2 separate regions of the Homo sapiens genome follow, and region 2 is linked to region 1. Evidence: chromatin contacts called from ENCODE Hi-C or POLR2A ChIA-PET data. All regions are on one chromosome and are shown on one strand. Each heading gives the region's core, a stretch centred on a gene start or an enhancer-like site at or near the end of the contact. The rest is flanking DNA. Distances are from core to core; before and after follow the strand shown. Region 1 holds the start of SLC17A5 (solute carrier family 17 member 5). Region 2 holds the start of TENT5A (terminal nucleotidyltransferase 5A).

Evidence for each region. Hi-C counts contacts between places; a loop is a spot of excess contacts on that map. ChIA-PET counts read pairs that join two places held with the same protein, here RNA polymerase II (POLR2A). Pooled maps may share reads with other maps.
Region 2: a loop to region 1 is called in a pooled map, with 8 times the contacts of the local background. The contact joins the promoter of TENT5A here to the promoter of SLC17A5 in region 1. A Hi-C loop is called at or near these places in 3 of 50 pooled maps. POLR2A ChIA-PET finds 5 or more read pairs at or near these places in 2 of 52 experiments (B cell and naive thymus-derived CD4-positive, alpha-beta T cell).

What each region holds. Positions count from the first base shown.
Region 1 is chr6:73,652,452-73,656,171 of GRCh38, forward strand. SLC17A5 (solute carrier family 17 member 5) reads right to left here and starts at 1,541. Exons shown (of 11, transcript NM_012434.5): 1 at 1,342-1,541. The coding sequence starts at 1,435. RefSeq lists a silencer at 987-1,656 and an enhancer at 2,656-2,745.
Region 2 is chr6:81,750,566-81,754,442 of GRCh38, forward strand. It overlaps TENT5A (terminal nucleotidyltransferase 5A), which reads right to left and starts at 2,116. Exons shown (of 3, transcript NM_017633.3): 1 at 1,866-2,116; 2 at 1,025-1,613. The coding sequence starts at 1,576. RefSeq lists enhancers at 1,777-2,277, 3,138-3,187 and a silencer at 2,188-2,317.

The DNA of each region.
Region 1 (3,720 bases), core at 291-2,790:
CTCGTTGTAATTTTAATCTGCATTTTCCTGAGAATAATGTTTAACATTTGTGCTAAATTTTGATTATACATATACATATTTTTCAATTGTAACAATGTAATAATCTCTGGCAAATATCTTTATTATAACTTTTATTTCTGTATTTCTATATTATTTTATGAGGAATATTATACAATTTGAACACTACAAGCCACAGAAAATGATCAGTTTATGGAACTAAGTCCGACTTCCAGGTAAAACGTAACTATGGTATGGTATTTACAGTTTGTGTTGACTAAAATAAGCTCCCGGCTGCCAGATGGAGCTATAAGGTTGCCACCTCTACTGCCACCATCTGGTAACATTAAAAACAAATAAAAATATAGAAACTATACAATTCTGGGTTAGCCAAAGTCAAATTTCCAACACAACTCTTTCTCACGCACAGATCTTTGAAACTATAGAATGCATTCAAACTGATTTGTTCTTTAGTTTTCGTTACTTTTAAATAAACTATATTACAAAAGTGTCAAATAGCAAAATATTTTAATTTTCTCAAATTCAGGGAAGATGCTTTATGACGTACCTGCTTTTCGATTTGTTCCAAGACCTTTGGCAAATTACTTTAGAACTCCATAGGTATCTTGAGGATAACTGAACCTTTTCCTAACTTAAATCATAGACTGCCAGACGGAAAAAAAATGTCCTCGATGTTTTTAGTCTCTTACTGCACAATGTCAAGATATCAGCTGGGTTATACAATAGTTGCCCTCTGCATACTCACAAATGTTAACTCCAGTCCTTTTTTGTCTTCCCTCCCCGCCTAAGAAGCTACCAGGTCACATGCTGGCGGATACGCAGTGGCGGAAACCTAGCGGTGACAGGGAAGGACAGCCCTCTGCCTACTGATCTGCAGGTTTCTCCTCCAGTTTGCTCTTACACCGGGGTCCTCCGCTCGGACCTTAGCCCATTCATTTGATGATTCTCTCCCAGTTCGTTCTTCCACTGGGTCCCTTGCTCAGCACTACCCAAAATAACCACCAGCTCAGCGCCGGCTGCACCGCCGCTCCCCCGCCCCCGCCCCCGCCCCCGCCCCCGCCCGGTGGGGCTGCACCTGCCGAGGCCCCGGCTCGGCTCCGCGATCACGGTCGCGGCCCCCGGGGTTCCCGAGGGGCTTCTGCGCACCGAGGCAGGCGGGACTGAGCGGCACTCTGAACGGGCTCCCCTCTTAATGTCCCCTCGCGCCTGAGCAGCTCCGGTCCCGCCGGCGCAGGGTGCGGGTACCCGGGCCATGCCGGCCCAGAGACCGCCGCCCCCGGTACCGCTGCCCACTCGAAGCCCCTGGACGACCCCGCCGCTTACCGGCTTCGGCCCGTGGGGCGCCCGGTAGAAGAGGCGTGCGGTCCGTGCTCTCCTCGCCATCGTTCCGGGCCAGGTCTCGAACCGGAGACCTCATGACGCCTACGTGAGCAGGTGTACTCGCCACCTGGCAGAGAAGGGAGCGCCGGCCCGACAGCCCGAAGCCCCCGGGCCGAGCTGGCTGGACCGGGCGGGGCGGGGGCGATGACACCGCCCCGCGGCCACGTCTAGTCCCCGCGGTCCCGCCCAGAGGCGGCCGCGCCGACTCCGCCCCCGCCGCCATCTTAGGTGTGGGCAACTCTGGCTTGGGTTGGACTAGGGAAGCGGAGTTCTGGGAGTTCTCGTAGGATTGGCGCAAAGTGAGCCCGCTCCGCCCGCCGGTCTACGCATGCCGGGGAGCCGGTGTTCGGACGACCGTCTCCCGCTCCTGCACCCCCTTGTAAAGTGCAGGGGCCACCCTGCCCGCAGCGAGGATGAGTGGGGGCTTGCGGGCGGGCAGTGGGGACTTGAATTGCACATAATTAAGGGGAGGGCTTCGACCGAACTAGGGAAGTGGGTGGTGTGCATTTCACAACTTGACATTCGCTTGTTAGCGGTCAGTTGCCATACTGTTAGCAACCTTTGTACGATCTACCTCGTGACTGTGGCGGCATATTTACCTCGTGACTGTGGCGGCATATTGTCCCTAAAATAGCTTTTTTTTTTTTTTTTTTTTCTCCCAGGCAGGGTCTTGCTCTGTTGCCCAAGCTGGAATGCAGTGGCGCAATCGCAGCTCACTGCAACCTCCAACTCCTGGACTCAAGCGATTCTCTTCAGCTCCCCCAAGTAGCTGGGACTACAGGAGCATGCCACCACATCTGGCTAATTTTGTTTCTACTTTTTATTTTTGTAGAGGCTTGGTCTTATTATATTGCCCAAGCTGGTTTCGAACTCCTGGGCTCAAGCAATCCTCCTCGGCCTCCCAAAGTGCTGGGATTACAGGCGTGAGCCACTGCTCCTGGTCCTAAAATAGCTTTTAGGCGGAAAAACAGCAATGGAAATTTGTTGAGTCCTATGATGTTGCTGGTTTTATAGGTAAAAGTAATCAACATAGGTAGTTTCATATGGTTCGACCTATGGAATCCTCTGATGTATGTGTGCATGCTTTATCTCCACGATAGAATTTGGATAGATTGTGCTAGCATTTGCGGACTCTGAAAGTGAAACTAGGAAAACCCAGCTTGCCTTGGCAGGGCAGATCTGGATCCGCCAATAAAGGCTGTCTCTGTGGAGGTAGAAAATAAGATGTAGATGCTCTCGGAGAGTTTGGTGTAGACAGGGAAGACCCACAAGCCACTAATTCAGTAAACCAGGTTAGAAGCTTAGTGAGGTTCACGTGAGAACAAAGGGGAGGGTCCTTTACCTAGAAGGGAGGGCGAGGATTTCTGTAGGCATCCCTACCTCCAGATCAGTAAATGCTAGAAAAGTTCTCAAGTTAAAGCAGCAAATCAAGCCTTGTTTCTGAGTTACTGAATTACCATGTAGATTTTTACACTCTCTAAGGGTTGTAGAAAAATGCAATTTTCAAACTGGATTATGCAGAGTCACCTGGCAAATCCTTTTAAAATGTAGATTCAGATTCAGCAGATCTGGTGTGATGGTTAATTTTATGTGTTAACTTGCTGGTTGTCTTTGGATGAGGTTAACACTAAAATCATTGAACTCTGGGTAAAGATGGCTGCCTTCCATAATCTGGGTGGGCTTCCTTCAATCAGTTGAAGGCCTATCTAGAATAAAAAATCCGACTCCCCCACTTCTCTTGCCCAAGCAAGGGAGACTTCTCCAGCAGAGTGTCCTCAGACTTCATCTGCACCACAGGTCCTCCTGGGTCTCCAGGCATGTGCACCATCATCTGTTTTGGGTCGAGTTGGCCAGCCTATATTGTGAAAGCCAAAACTTTATTACCCAAACTACCCAATTGGGGCTGTTTCTCTGAGAAGCCCAGTACATCTGGGATGTGCCTGAGATTCTGTATTGCTAACAAGCTCCCAGATGACCAAGGTTATAGATAACTTGGGCCAGGGAATATAGTTGCAACAGACTTGAAAGACTTCAAACCAGAGGAATTCTTTTTTTTAATATTTTTTATTTTAGAAATTTTAGGTTTACATAAACGTTGCAAAGATAGTACAGTGAGTTCTCCATACCCTTTGCTTAGTTTGACCTATTATTAAGATCTTACATTAGTATCATGCATATATCATAACTAACGAGCCAGTATAGATAATTATTAACTGAAGTTCATACTTAATTTGCGTTTCTTTAATTTTTACCTAATATCCTTTTTCGGTCCCAGGATCTCATCCAGGATGCCACATTACATGTCTCCTTAGGCTCCTCTAG
Region 2 (3,877 bases), core at 866-3,365, 8.1 Mb after region 1:
CTTTCCCTTTTGTTTTGTCAAGTTTCAGCCAAACACTACCTACAGGCTTAAACGGTCTTCTGAAAATAGAAAAAAAATACTTTTAACGAGTAGTTTTACTGTCTGGGAAAGGGACTAGAGGTAATAGTTTGAGGCTTTTGGCAGACGTAGCACAGTAGTAAGAGGTTTTGTTGTCATGTCTGACTTTTTAAGTGTTACTTTTTGAAAACGGTCTAATAGGCACAATATTCACACAGTATCCAAACAACATTCAAAAGACTCGGAAGGGCATTCAGCGGTAGGTTAGTCAGCCTCTCGCCCTTGTTCCAAGCCACCCAATTCCTCTCCGCCTGCGGCAATCAATGTTATCAGTATCTTGTGTGTCCCTCCAGGGGCACCCTGCAGTTACAATCAAATATAAACTAAATTATGACATTCCAGGAGCCTGCCTCCTCAGACAATTTTAACTAATCATATAAAACCCGTCTTGAACTAAAGTGGAGGGTGGGGAGGGGGTGCCACTATACCCTTAACATATGAACCAGCACGAAGAACCACCAGATAGACCTTTAACACGTAGTCAGCTGAATGCCGCTGTGAAATCTATTCACCTTTTCCAGTACAATAAAAAACTCATTGACTCACTTCTGCTTCAGGCTGTTATTTTCCCAAAGGCTAGACTCAAATATAATGACTCAAAAATTATTTACATCATTTCATTCTGCCAAGTATCAGAATCTACTCTGGACAAGACTCCAACAGGGAAAGCCAAGAGTTAAAACATAAGGAGAAAGAAGAGAAGAGAGGGCAGAGGAGGACCTGGGAGAAGAGTTGTAGCGCCAAAGCATCAAGTAAACTGAAACACTCAACACCGTCCACGCACGTCAGTTTACTGGTTTAAAAAATCAAAAATCAAAGAAATAACGCGCGCCCAAACTCGTGATGGCCACAGATTCATGGCATTTAACCGATGCCCCTCTGCCCGCTCCCCGTCACACCCGGCCCAGACTGGGTCAGGACCCAAGTGCATCTCGGGTGGTGTTACCTTGAGCGTGAGTGGTGTGATCTTCTCTTTGTTCACCCCCTCGGGTAAGAAGTCCAACAGGCAGTCCAGCACGACGTCCTTCACAGTCTGAAACTCCCCTTCCCCGCGCAGGTCGGCGCAGAAGATGAGGTCCAGGTCCTTGTAGCCCAGGCCGCTGTCCTGGTGCAGGACATGGCTGGCTGCCGAGCCGTTGAGGCGCACGTCGCGGACGCCAATGCGCTTCTCGGCCAGGCGCCGCCGCACCACCTTCACGATCAGGCTCGGCTGCAGCTCGAGCGTGGGGAAGTTGCCGCGCCCGTGAATCGGAATGGTCTCGCTCAGGATGCCGTCCAGCCGCTGCACTTGCTCCCAGTTCAGCACATTGCAGTGCGCCGTAGGGCTTTCGCAATAGTCCAAGCAATGCCCACCGAAGCTGCCGCCACCGCCGAAGTCGCCGCCGCCGAAGTCGCCGCCGCCGAAGTCGCCGCCGCCGAAGTCGCCGCCTAGGGGGATGTAGGGGCTGCAGGCCAGCTCGTCCTCAGACATGGCGAAGTACCCTTCACCCTCCGCCATGTAGTGCCCGCCGAGCGCCACTTGGCCCTGGTCAGTCCTAAAAAGAAAGGGAAAGGAGCGCGGTGAGGACGCGCGGCGGCGGAGAGCACGCGCGGCGGCGGAGAGCAGAGGCCCGCCAGGAAAAGAGCGCCCCCTCCCCCGATAGTTCCCTGACCCCGGGCCTCCTCGGAGACTCCCTCCCCCGGCCCTTACAGTCCCCAGCCGCGCACCGCGCCCCGCAGAGCAGCCCCGCACCAAAAGTATCTCTGATGCATCTGGAAAGCGCAAGCGAGAGTCCCGTCTGTGTCACCTGGAGGCGGCCGCCCCTTCTAGGAGCGCAGCGAGCGAGAGCGAAACCGAGAGGCGGCAACACTTCCAGGAGCTGCGAGCGCGCTCAGACAGCAAATAGCGACTTCGTCTTTCCCAGACCCCTGCCGCCTGCGCTCACCACTCCCTCCCCGCGACCCCTCCTGCGCCGCTGCCACCCCAGCTGCGGTGGTCCCGAACTGGCGGCTCTTGCTGCCACACACGCTCGTGTCTCTGGAGCTTTAGCAGTTGTGCGGGGAAAATGTCTTCAGTACTTTTTTTATACCGGGCTTCTCTGCGCTTCCGGGGCCCAGAGCGGCACGTTCGCCACACCCTCCTCATCTGCATAGGGCGCCGCCCCCTCTGCCCTCCCCCGCCCGCAGGGCACGCAGCTGACTAGCCCAGCAGTTAGTGCGGGACGACTGCCGGTGAGCGTGAGGTCCTGGGCTGTATGTGCGGATACTGTGTGCGCCCGTAGATGCGTGTATTTATACATACATTTAATTTATGTACGCCCCCTCCCACAAATCTCTTTTCATTTTCCCCAGGAGGAGACACTTTAAATGCCCCAGGAATCATAAGTGGTCATCAAAACCAGATCACGACTAAAATCCTGCAACTGCAGAAACTTCCCAAAATTCTCGCGGACTCAGCCCGTCTTTAGATCATCACGGTTGGGCTCCGGAGGTTCCTCACGACCGCTCTTTTAAACCTCGGTTTTTAGGTAGACCATTTACTCCATTGATAAACCCGATCCAAGTGTGGACTCATGAGTCCACTCTTGCACGCAAATCAGTCACGGCGCGTGAGTGGGAAGGGCTTGTTGATAACTGGGTTTCGATTCTCGAAACCTCGGGAAGCGCGCCGGGGAGCTCTGGGCGAGCCCGAGAAGGCGCGGGGGCGGCACCACGGGCCTCGGGCGTGCGCGGCTCCTGCGCACGAGTGGCTCCAAGGGGCCAGTACTTCGCGGGGGTCAGGGCGCGTCACGGAGCAGACGCGGGCGAGCAGCCAATGGCCGAGGACTGGGCGGGCCGAGTGGGCGCAGAGAGCGCGCCCGGGGAGTGCGTGCTGCCCCGGAGTCCAGGGAAAGGGCCGCTAGGTGTCCGGTGCCTTTGCTGCGAGTTCTCTGACAAAATTGGAGGCGGCGAAGCGCGTTCCTCGCGGCCCCCTAAAGTTTGGCCATTTTAAGTGCATCATAGTGTCAGTGGAATACGATTTGGTTTTCCACGAGACGTAAAAGTAGGAGTTTCAAGAATAAAATGAATTCTCTCCTCCAGCTTCGGTGACTTCGGCAGAGCTAATTCTACGCACGCTCACTCGCGCCACCACCACTCTTTGCTAGAAAGCTGTGGCCGTCTCTTCGGCAGCTCGCTGCCTCCATCAACTAACCCGGAGCAGCTTTCCCAGCGCCTAGACGCTGCCGGGGGCTGAGGTGGGGCAGAGGGGAGAATGCCAGGGTCACAGAATACTCCCCAAACCCTGCTCAGCCCTGCCCGCCCAGACTGGGAGGAAAAACAGCCCGCACCTCCTAACTGGGGGAGCCCCGGCCTAGTCACTCAAGCTGCGCGGCTCGGGGGTGAGGGGTAGGGTGCGGGGGTGTCACCCGTGGAGCATCCAGCTGCGTGACAACGCCGCCCCCTCCCGGTGCCCTGCCGAGCTGCGTCCCAAAATGGAGAAATCCGACTGTCTCTGTGGCAGAGGCCATCCCCTCAGCGCTGCGCCTAAGCACTGAGGTGCGCCTGGGGACTCTAGGACAACTACCCTGTCCGCATAGGGCCATCGCTTCCTTCAGAGCACACCCATGTGTTCCTCTGACCAGCCATCGGCGCATGAATCTATCTTAACCAGGCATTTTATACATATATATACATATGCATATTCTTGTGTGAGCATGTGTATAGAGAGAGCATTTAGTGACCTGTTACGTGCCAGGCAACAGGCTAAGTGCTGAAGATTTAAGAATGACATTTCACGTAATCTAGAGGGCATAGCACCTAGGTGCATAATTATGGTTCA